Regions from separate parts of the Homo sapiens genome. Here region 1 is linked to region 2. A link is a contact called in ENCODE Hi-C or POLR2A ChIA-PET data. All regions are on one chromosome and are shown on one strand. Each heading gives the region's core, a stretch centred on a gene start or an enhancer-like site at or near the end of the contact. The rest is flanking DNA. Distances are from core to core; before and after follow the strand shown. Region 1 has its middle 45 kb from the start of CH25H. Region 2 has its middle 60 kb from the start of MIR4679-2.

Region 1 (5,674 bases), core at 2,654-5,153, 41 kb after region 2:
TCATAATACATTGTCACAGATACTGTTTCTCAACCACAAATTCCTCCACACTGAATCTGTGCCTATGCCTTTTGGGATTTCAGAGCAGATCTTACTTTTGGCCCAGTTGTCTTTCCCACCATGTTAAGTGGCTAAGAGATTTTTCAACACTGTTTCTACCAATGAACTTGACATTCTTCTTAGTTTCATGTCACACTCAAACCTGATCATCAAAATTTATGGATTTTTCTAAGTTACTGACTAATATAAAACAAGGTAGATCCAAGAGTAGAACCTAGATGGCACAGTATGAGAGACCTCCCTCCAATTTGATACTGATGTACTTATTAATCATCTCCTTTTGCCATTCATCCCATCCAAATTCCATCAAATTTTCTTGTTTCATAAACCTACTTATAATACCTTGACCATAATAATAAGATGTCTTAAAACGACTTCCTTCTAGGAAGGTCTTGAGTGTCCCTGTGGCCAGTGAAATGGTAACACTTCTGGTATGAGAATTTCATAGCCCAGCTGATGAATATCCAGCTCAGAGTTAATCAAACTCTATTGTCTTTTAATGAGCAACATTATCTACTTAAAATGGTATGACTCCTCTGTCTCAGGCTTGGCACTTAAAAGTTGGGAGCTGCTAACCAGAACAGGAATTTCCACTAGGAGTTAAGATGAAGAAAAATTAGAGACATAACCATATGTGCAAACAGCAGCTTCAACACTGAGGGTGGTTGGCTGTGTTTGCAGCATGAACAAGGCTCCTGCTTAAAGACACACCTCTCCAGGACAAGAGACCTGTCCTCACCACCAATAGGATAAATATGGCTTTTTAAACTTTTTTCAGGAAAAAAAGCAAGATAGAACTTTTGAAATTAAAAAAAAAAAAAAACCTTTGGGGCCTGGGTGGGGTGGCTCACACCTATAATCCCAGCACTTTGGGAGGCCGAGGCAGGTGGATACCCTGAGGTCAAGAGTTCAAGACCAACCTGGCTAACACGGTGAAACCCCGTCTCTACTAAAAAATTAGCCGGGCATGGTGGTGCACACCTGTAATCCCAGCTACTTGGGAGACTGAGGCAAGAGAATTGTTTGAACCCGGGAGGCAGAGGTTGCAGTGAGCTGAGATCGCACCACAGCACTCCAGCCTGGGCAATAGAGTGAGACTCCATCTCAAAAAAAAAAAAAGGGGCCTTTGGAATCTTGAGAAACAGTAAGAAAGCAATCTTCAGGCATTCCCCAAAATAGCTACATCAGAATAGTATAAATGTGACCATCCAACCATCCATAGCCTAAAATCATATTTTGACCAGTTGGCTCTTGAATAAACAATCTCTCCTTTTTCTCTTTTATGAAACAACTAAGTGTTTTATTTCTGATGCCTCTCTAAGGCTTTTAGAGAAATATATGTGTCTATATGTGTATGTGTGTTGAGAAATTTAAACAATACAAAAAGAGATACTGAAGCCTCCTCTATCCTTCCTATTCCCCAGAGGTAACTATTAATGATATCTGAGTACTTACGTTTCAAGGCTCTTTTTCTGAATATATAGAAATACAGTTTTATAACACAAATGAAATAAAACTGCTCAGCAAGGTGCTTTTTTTTTTTTTTTTTTCTTTTTGAGACGGAGTCTCGCTCTGTCGCCCAGGCTGGAGTGCAGTGGCATGATCTCGGCTCACTGCAAGCGCCGCCTCCCGGGTTCACGCCATTCTCCACAGCCTCCTGAGTAGCTGGGACTACAGGCTCCCGCCACCACGCCCGGCTCCATCTCCTGACCTCGTGATCTGCCCGCCTCAGCCTCCCAAAGTGCTGGGATTACCGGCGTGAGCCACTGTGCCCGGCCAGCAAGGTGCTTTTTAATTGTATCATAAATTACATTCTTCTTATCAGAACACATAGGTCAACCTATTTTTTGAATGGCTGCAAAGTCCATCATATGAAACACCATAAGTTATTTAATCAGTCCTCTGTTGTTCATTTTTCTATTTTTCTCTGTCTCATGCAATACAACCTTATGGTTCTAATTTGTTATTTGTCAGTAAAGTTAATGATTTTACCATGATAGTTATATTCTTATTATTACTTTAACTGGTTTTCTTTATTAGCTTATTAGCTCACTGTTTTCTTCATTAGCTTAGGTTTTTTATATGTAATAGATATTAATCCTTTGTCTGTTATCTAGATTACACATTTTTCTCAGTTATCATTTCACCTTTATTGAAGTGAATAAAGTTTATTTAAGTAAACTTAAGTTTACTTAAGTTAACTTTGTTGAAGTAAATAAAGTTAACGTTTTAATTAGTCTTATCAGTCATTACTTTCTTTTATGATTTTTGGGCTTTATACCATACTTAAAAGGGCTTCTTCACTCACTATATTTGTATAAAAATATTTCTCTTCTATTTTAATATTTTCATGTGATTTTGTATTTTATATTGAGATATTTTATCCATCTGGAATTTATTCATAATGTGGGAATTTAATATTTCCTGAAGTTGGTTCATAAGTAATTTTATTTTTAGATAAATGCTTATGGTGTACTGGTTAAGGCACCAGGTTTTTCAGTTATAACAATCTTTACTTGAATCTCAGCTTTGCCTCTTTTATACAATGTGACTTTTGGCAAGTTGTTCTCTAACTAATTCTTTCAGCTATAAAATATGGATATTAAACTACATCTGGAAGAATTATGAAGCATAAATAGGAACATACAGGAAAGTGCTTAGCATGGAGTTGGGGTATGAAAAGAACTTAATAAATATCAGTTATTCTCATCATTTTTATTTGATTCTGTGATAAAGGTCAAGGCAATTGTTTTCTGTAATGTTAGCAACATCTTACTGCTTAATTCTTTTATGTCTGTTGGTTGGTTGATTTGTTGCTGAGTTAACTAGTTGCTTTGTTTGGTTTGGATGTAAGCAAAACAAAGGATCATCCACCAGACCCCTCTTTGAACTTTTCTGGTATATATCATAAAACCCATTATGTAATGGCTCCAATTTGCTGCAAAGAAATGAACTGCCAAAGTATGATGTTACTTGCTCATGATATATTTAGAGATTATAACTTCTAATTTATTTTGAATTTAGCAGTGAACCTAAGGTTAAGAGGTGGCAGCAACTAATTTCCTCTGCTTATTTTCTTAATTTTTATTGTAACGATTGCATTCTTAGTATAATTATCTGTAAAAAATTGTTGTCTCCTCCATGAGATTACCTATAATCACGTTAAGTGCAAGACTCCATACCTAACACAGTGCCTGGCTCATAGTAGATGCTCAATAAACATTCCATGAATAATAAATGGAATATCTATTGCACATCTAATGTATGCCCTGAAATTATTTAATTTTTAAAACAATCATGCAAGGTAAATGTTATTATTCTCATTTCACAGATGAAGCAGTTGAACTCAGAGTTAATGAAGCTGCCAAAGAGACTGAAATTACATGACCTAAACTCAGGCTGTAGTAACCTTGGTGCTGGTGGCTGAGGCAGGACTGGCCCTGGATAGAATGTAGTAAGTGTGGGTCTCAGCTTGGCACTTCTCAGAGGCAGCTTTCTATTCTCCTCCCTGGTAAGGCCAATCTTAGTGGTTACCTTTATGTAAAGTAGAACTATGTCCTGTGCCAAGCAAGATAAGCAGCTCTATGCATGTCCCTAAGAAGCTAAAATAGATGCTCATCATCCCAGTCTGCAAATTAAGCCAAAATTTCAGTGTCACTAGCAGTCAACTCTCCAAAGACAAATAGGTTGTAATCTAGTTTCAGAAAGGAAAAAGTGACTAGTTGTCTGAAAGAACTGACATCACCTGCAAGCTAAGTACCTTTTCCTGTATCTGTGGGCTTTCTGCTCACCCTGGCTGTCTTGCTGTGCTCACTTGTACCAGATGGACGGCGAAACAAGACTTGCCAGGAAACTGAAACTTGCAACCAAACGAGAGAGACCAATTGCCAGACAGCGTGTCTCAACACTGCTCCGTCAGCACACAACTTATGTAATCGCCTGTTTATGCAACAGAGTACATGAATTTTAATTGATAGCACTGTTAGGTTTGATTCAGTGTCATCTAGTAGAGAGTTCTTCACTGGAAATTCTACTTGTGGTTCTACCACTAAATTTGTGGTATTAGGGGGTGGGAGGAAAAGTCAGAACCAGCTCTGTTTGCAATAATGCAACTCAATGCTGTATTCAAGGAGAAGTGGAGTGAACAGAGGGATGCTTCTTCAAAGTTGAACACATTGGAAAAAATGAAGAATTTGTAGCAGGGTTAGAGGAAATACAATAAGATATCAAGAACCTTATAACGTCTAAGTAACCAAAGCTGAGACAAGAGTGTTAGAAAAAGGAAGCTGTGTCTTTAGAACTAACAGTAAGTATAAAGCTCTCCACAGAGGAAGCATCTGCGCGCTTAGGTCTCACTTTAAATATCAGATCCTCTAGGAAGCCTTCACTACTTCCCCTACACCCCAAAACTGACTTAAAGAGTCATTGTGTGTGTTCAAGTAGCACCTTCTCTTCCACCTGTTATAGCCTGCATTGCACAACATCCTAACCAATGGCTTACTTGTCTCTCTTTCCACAAGTGTCAAAAATTTACCAGGACAGTGCTGGGACCTCATTCACTGTCATGACCCTTGCACCAAGCTCAAATCCTGGTATGTAATGAGCACCTCGGAAGAATTTGTTGAATTAATGAATAAACAGTGTCCCATGTTACACAAAATAGTGATGATCCCACTGAAGACCATCAAAGCCAAAGATGAAGGGAACATAAAAGAAGATATAGAACAACAAGAAGGAAGAGGAGGAAGAGTTGAAGGGAAAAGAGTTGGAGCAAGGAGAGGAAGGTGAAAAGAAATGAAGAAAGAGGATGGTAAGGAAGAAGAGGAAGGGAAGAGGAGTTGAATGGAGAAGAGGAGGAAAGAGGAGAAGGAGGAGGAATGATGAGGAGGCTGAGAATAAGAGATGAATGAGGAGGAGGAGGAGGAGTAAAAACAGCTTCAAAGAAAAGAAGTAGGAATAAACTCTGCCTCACAGAATATCATGACAGACATAAGGCTTATCCTCCAAATGGAAAAAAATGCGAAGCAATAGAAGTACTTGGAGGATCCCAAGCACTTCCAGGTAATGGTATGCAAAGTCCTGCAGTGGGAATGGTAGCAGCTGTGTGGAGTCCTGATATGGCCACTAGGGATGTCTTACTGGAGTGAGTGTACGTACGCTACCTGAACCTTATCTCGCTGCTCTCTCCTGCTGAGTCAGGGAGCAGATAACCCTCTCAGAAGGGTCTGAGGGACAATGAAGTTTGAAGGAAAGAAGCTGAGTGAGCTAAAGAGACATAAAGGACCAACATGGCACCTGGTGACCTAGGTTTGAATCCTAGCTCCTTCAATTATCATGAAATGGCCTTTGGAAAATTATTGCATTTTCTGTAGCCTCAGTTTACCTACCTATAAATCTATCACAATAATAGCATTCTCTTCGCATTGTAATGAAGATTAAATTAAATGAGATAGCATATAATTACCATAAAGCATCTAGCCCAAAAGCTCCTGATATGTAGCAGTTGCTCAACAAATACTTGTTTCCTTTCTTCCTCCTGGTTGAAAAGAGGTTTTGTTGTCCTTATTTCTGCGCACAGGCATTTGGAATTCAAAAGGAAAAATCTGATGGGAAT
Region 2 (5,466 bases), core at 492-2,991:
GGAAGGGTCCAGATTCTTCAACAAGGTATGGGGATGGGCTTCAGTGAAGACTGAAAACAAAGGACTGGCTGTACCTGATAAGGATTTTAGAAAAATGACTGTCACAGTGATACTGAGAATGGATTGGAGTAAGAATCAGTCAGAAAACAGGAGGGCTATTTCGTGGGTTTCTTCCACATTCCAACACGGATAATTAACTGTGCTACAATGTTTAAATACTGGAATTTCCCCAGTCTTTAGAAATATCTTCCTTAGGAATGCTGCATTCTTGTGTCCTCAACTTTTGAAAGACTTTGGTTCTAGGTCAGCTTGCGTTCTCTTGGGGCTTTGATGCAGAAATCAGCAAAAGCCACTTGAGTCTCAGCACAAAGTGGAATCTTCACTATAGTTTTATATATTTATTTAAGTATTTATGAGGAAAAATCTGGCTTCTTATGTATATAAGAATACATGCTGGATGGGGAATCTAATCAGGCTAGAGAAGGAGAATCTTGTCCATCATAAAGAGTAGTCACTTCCCTTTTAAGATGCAGCAGGATCCCAATGGCAATAGCCGAAGTTGAGCAAAAAGGCTCAGTAAGTCACATGGGGGAAGTGGTTCCTGTAATAATTTGGGGGTAGTCAGCAGGGAGACAGTGTTGTTGTTGCCTCCACTACATTTTGTTTTGCTTTGTTGAAAAATAGCACTTATATGAAGATTCATCTATCAGCAGTAAAATATTAGGTTCATGCCTCACACCTGCATACATTGTAGTTCAAAGAAAGTACTGGTGACATATAACCAAAGGACACAAAACATGACACTTTACTTTCATGAGTGCGCAAGAGAGAATGAGAGAGAGAAGTAGATGGGCAAGGATATAGACAATATCATTACAAATGATGAAAGTGCTACTTACAAAGACAAAGCCAGTTATTGCTATTTTGCAAGTCAATGCTAAACCAGACTAGGATTAGTGAATTTAGTGAATTTTAAGAAGTTAGGAAGGGTGATGTAATCAATTTAGACAGAAAACAGAACAAATATTTTTGATGCAGACTGTTCAGAATTGGTGCATAATTCTGGACTTCCCATGCAATCAAGCAATTTCATGGCCATGTTGGGTATGGGGTCTATCACCAGCCAGAAACTTGCAGAGCAGGCAGCCATTCAGAAGTATTTAATAAAATCAAAATTCTTTAAAAACTGTAATATTTAACTTTGTGATCTGATGGTACCTGAAGTTTTAATAGGATCTGGGGCTCAGCAAAGGAACCCATGACCAAAGCTTGGCACCTCACCACATTCAGAAGAATGATTGAGACAACAAGTGGTTTTTGAGTTTGATTATGTATCTAGCTCTTAGCAAAGAAAGAAAAATAAGGGGAAAAATAAGACATGTGTCCTATCCCTCTCACATACACTCTGTTATCAAGTATCAAACTCCATAGAAGGGGTCATAAATGTTAAATAATAAGAGAGATCAATTAGGATGAAATGGAGAAGACTTTTGGAACAGATATGAGGCTGGAAGAACTGGTAGAATTTGGACATGTGAAGAGGTGGAAATCAGTTGTTCTGGAATAGAGTGTGTATATATATGTATGTGCTATGTTCTGGGAGTTTTAGAGGAACAGTAACAGCACCAATGTGTCTAGAAGAAATGAAAAGTGCTCAGCCTTAGACAGTGCTCAGCCTCAGCAGAGGTTCAGATGATGAAGGCCCTGAACAATAAAGCAGAGGGGTGGGCCTTGTTAGGCCGGGCAACAATGAGTCATTGTAATTTACCGGCTAGGAGGAAGCTATGGTGTATTAGTTTCCAGTGGCTGTATAACAAATCATCACAAATTTAGTGGCTTAAAAGCAACACAAATTTATTATTGTACAGTTCTGGATGTTAGAAATCTAAAATGAGTCTCACCGGCCTAAAGCCAATGTACAGGCAGGACTGTACTCTTTCTGCAGGCTCTATGAAGTAATCTGTTTACTTCCCTTTCCAGTTTCTGGAGGCTACGTACATCTGTTGCCTTGTTGCCCCTTCCTCCAGCTTCAAAGCCAGTAATGACATCACTCCAGCTTCTGCTTCCATCCTGACTTCTCTTCTGACTGTCTTGCTTCTCCCACCTTTTGAAGATCTTTGGGATTATACTAGGCCCACCTATATAATCTAGGATACTCTCCCTATGTTAAGATCCTTAACTTAATCACGACTGCCATGAAAGGTAACCTATTCATAGGTTCTGGGGATTAGGATGTGGACGCTTTTGGGGGACCATTATTCTGCCTGCCGCATATGATCTAGTGACCTAATCCTAGCCCTGAATCAGTAAATAGATGTCAGCTCTTTAAAGTTGTCACTGATGCAAAGATACTAAAGTGGAATGTATAACAGGTCTTAATCTTTATAATGACTGCTTTCGTCCCCCTGTGTTTCCAATGCACATAAAAATTCCAGAAACCACCTACATAGAAGAGAGTACTGTGTGCCTAAAAAATACACCTTTCTCTCCATTCCTCACCACAGGGAATTCAGACTGGCCTACAACTTGAGAATTCTGCAAGCACAGACAACTTGGAAAGGACAGAACCCCCAGCAGATGGAAAATTACAGTACTCTGAGACTTTAGGAAATGGTACAGTCATATCTAAAATGAGTGACCGTAGGAAGGAACCAGATCATGTTAACAAATCCACTGAGTCCTAGATTTCACTTCTTCTTTTAACATTAGTTTTATTTCCTTCATCAGTTACAAATATAAGTTGTTATTTTGGTCACATGAACGGAGGAAATGTCCATGTGTCTACTCCATTGCAAGGAGAAGTAATGACGTTTCTTTTCTTTTTTTTTTTTTTTTTTGAGATGGAGTATTTCTCTGTTGCCCAGGCTGGAGTGCAATGGCGCAATCTCAGCTCACTGCAACCTCTGCCTCCCAGGTTCAAGCAATTCTCCTGCCTCAGCCTCCCGTGTAGCTGGGATTACAGGTACATGCCACCATGCCCGGCTAATTCTTGCATTTTTAGTAGATGCGAGGTTTCACCATGTTGGCCAGGCTGGTCTCGAACTCCTGGCCTCAGGTGATCCTCCCACCTTGGCCTCTCAAAGTGCTGGGATTACAGGCGTGAGCCACTGTGTCCGGTGTAATGATGTTTCTAACTTATTTCATAGTAATAGCTGAGAGCTAACTCAATCATTCTTTTAACAGATACATATTACATATTAGTGCCAGACACAAAGGACAGAAAAATGAGCATCAGTCAATCAATTTCCTCATGTTTCTAGTAATCCTCACAATGGTCATGTGAGGTAGTTGTATTACCTCTCACTTCCAGGTAAAGGAAAAAAGCCTCCAAAAAGTTAAATAACTCATCCTAGGACATACAGCTAAGAAAAGAAAGGACAGGAATTTAAGCAGTTCCCCTCGTAGCTAAAACCCATCTTATTCCTACCATACCATACAGATTTCTCCTGGCCTCAGACTCTTTTGTAAATCCTCACGTTTTTGGTTCATATTCTGCCAAATGCTTATATTCACTAACATGGAGAGAGTTCATAACATTGCAAAAATTTACAAATCTTTTTTTTTTCTGTCACTCATATGTAACAGGGCCCTGGAATTCTGATATCTATTGACTCAGATGTCAGTGGTGTTTATGGTATGTTCACCCCATCTTAACACTGATACACACAGTTGATGATTAAAAAAATACTTAAGAGACCTTTATTGTCGGCAAATGCTGCTGGAGCTCAGAGGGGGCACATAGAGCTGTGGCCTGGGGAAGGTCAGTGAAAGTTTCAGGAAGAAGGTCAGATTTTGGCCGGGCACGGTGGCTCACACCTGTAATCCCAGCACTTTGGGAGGCCGAGACGGATGAGAGCGAGGCCATCCTGGCTAAGATGGTGAAACCCCATCTCTACTACAAATACAAAAAAATTAGCTGGGCGTGGTGGCAGGCGCCTGTAGCCCCAGCTACTAGGGAGGATGAGGCAGGAGAATGGCGTGAACCCGGGAGGCGGAGCTTGCAGTGAGCTGAGATCTCACCACTGCACTCCAGGCTGGGCGACAGAGTGAGACTCCGTCTCAAAAAAAAAAAAAAAAGAAGGTCAGATTTTAACTGAGTCTTAAGGAGTGGTTCAAATTTGGAAGGCAGATGGGGTAAGAGCAACCAGATCACAGAAGAGTAAAAGGCAAGAAAGATGGGAAGCCCATAGCCTTTTCAAAGACAATGAGACAATTAGTTTGGAAGGAGAAAGTGATAGGCAAATATGGAATGTAACCTAAAGGGTTGTACAAAAGCTCTTAATCCTTCCAGACAATTAATCCCTTCCTTCTCTATGTTCTTATAACATTTTGAAAACGCATTTCTATTGTAGCATTTAATACTTTGCATCATAAGTATTTTTGTGCGATATCTTTTTTACTATTAAATCCATGGCATGAAGCTCAAAGTAGGGCAGCAATAAATTATTAATTGATTAATCAAATCAGTGAATGAACGAATGAATACCTCTTCCATTAGTTGTGAACTCTAAGAACAAAGCTTGTGTCTTACTCATCTTTGTATCTCTAGCTCTAAGCCAATGCCTATAGGTTCTCAATAAATGTTCATAGAAATGAACATTTATTCAGTCTAACTCCTACTCATTCTTTAAGGATTCTCCATTCTTTCCTTCTTACTTTCCTCCATTTTCCCCCTTTGAAGTCTTTTCTAATGACTAGCCAGACAAATGTAACACAAACCCACAAAGTAGGCAACCCTCCCCTCTGCACCAGTAGTTCCCCATGCACAAGGGTGCTATTTACAATGGTGTGCTGGAGCCACTGCATATCGGATCCTGAGAGCCGATTATAAATCATCAGGAATTTTGCAAACCAGTTGTTAAACCTAACCAGTCTACAAAAGCAAATTGTATAAGCTTAAAATTAATTATATTTTAAAACTCATTACTTTGTGATTATTTTACTATATTTTACTATTATCTATGTCCCTGTGATTATTTATGCTGATCATAACTATATGGTGCAAATATATAACCATGATCTACTGTGCATCTCTTCCCAACTCCATGTTCAGTGATGTCATGTCGGTAGCTTGAAATTGGCCTTGGAGTATTTACAATATGTAAATTGGCAAGCACTACAGAACGGAGTGTGATTTATCATTTTGTTGATTGTCTATACCATGGATTAGTAAATTTTTTTATAAAGATCCAGGTAATAAATATTTTAGACTTTATAGGCAATCTCTATTGCAACTACTCAACTGTGTAGTTGTAGCTTGGAAGTAGCTACAACTAAAAACAGAGACAATATAAAAACAAATGGGTATGCTTGTGTTCTAATAAAACTTTTTTATACAATCAAGGTGGATTGGGATGATGGGGTAGTTTTGGTTGTAATTTGACCTTACTTGGTCTATACCTAAGAAAGCAATGGAGATACATTAACTATGCAGATTAAACTTAAAAGTGGATCATAGCTTTTACA

The links. Hi-C counts contacts between places; a loop is a spot of excess contacts on that map. ChIA-PET counts read pairs that join two places held with the same protein, here RNA polymerase II (POLR2A). Pooled maps may share reads with other maps.
Region 1: a map with no recorded cell type shows a loop between it and region 2 (1.9-fold over the local background). The contact joins two enhancer-like sites. A Hi-C loop is called at or near these places in 10 of 37 single-sample maps with no recorded cell type and 5 of 50 pooled maps. POLR2A ChIA-PET finds 5 or more read pairs at or near these places in 1 of 52 experiments (MCF 10A).

Annotation. Positions count from the first base shown.
Region 1 is chr10:89,159,913-89,165,586 of GRCh38, forward strand. No RefSeq gene overlaps it. Among named protein-coding and RNA genes, the nearest start is that of CH25H, 45 kb to the right of the region's middle. RefSeq lists an enhancer at 3,667-3,716. Within about 2 kb of position 3,904, at least 9 of the 41 ENCODE cell types and tissues checked have a DNase peak (open chromatin) inside an H3K27ac peak, as active enhancers do.
Region 2 is chr10:89,120,895-89,126,360 of GRCh38, forward strand. No RefSeq gene overlaps it. Among named protein-coding and RNA genes, the nearest start is that of MIR4679-2, 60 kb to the left of the region's middle. Within about 2 kb of position 1,742, at least 2 of the 41 ENCODE cell types and tissues checked have a DNase peak (open chromatin) inside an H3K27ac peak, as active enhancers do.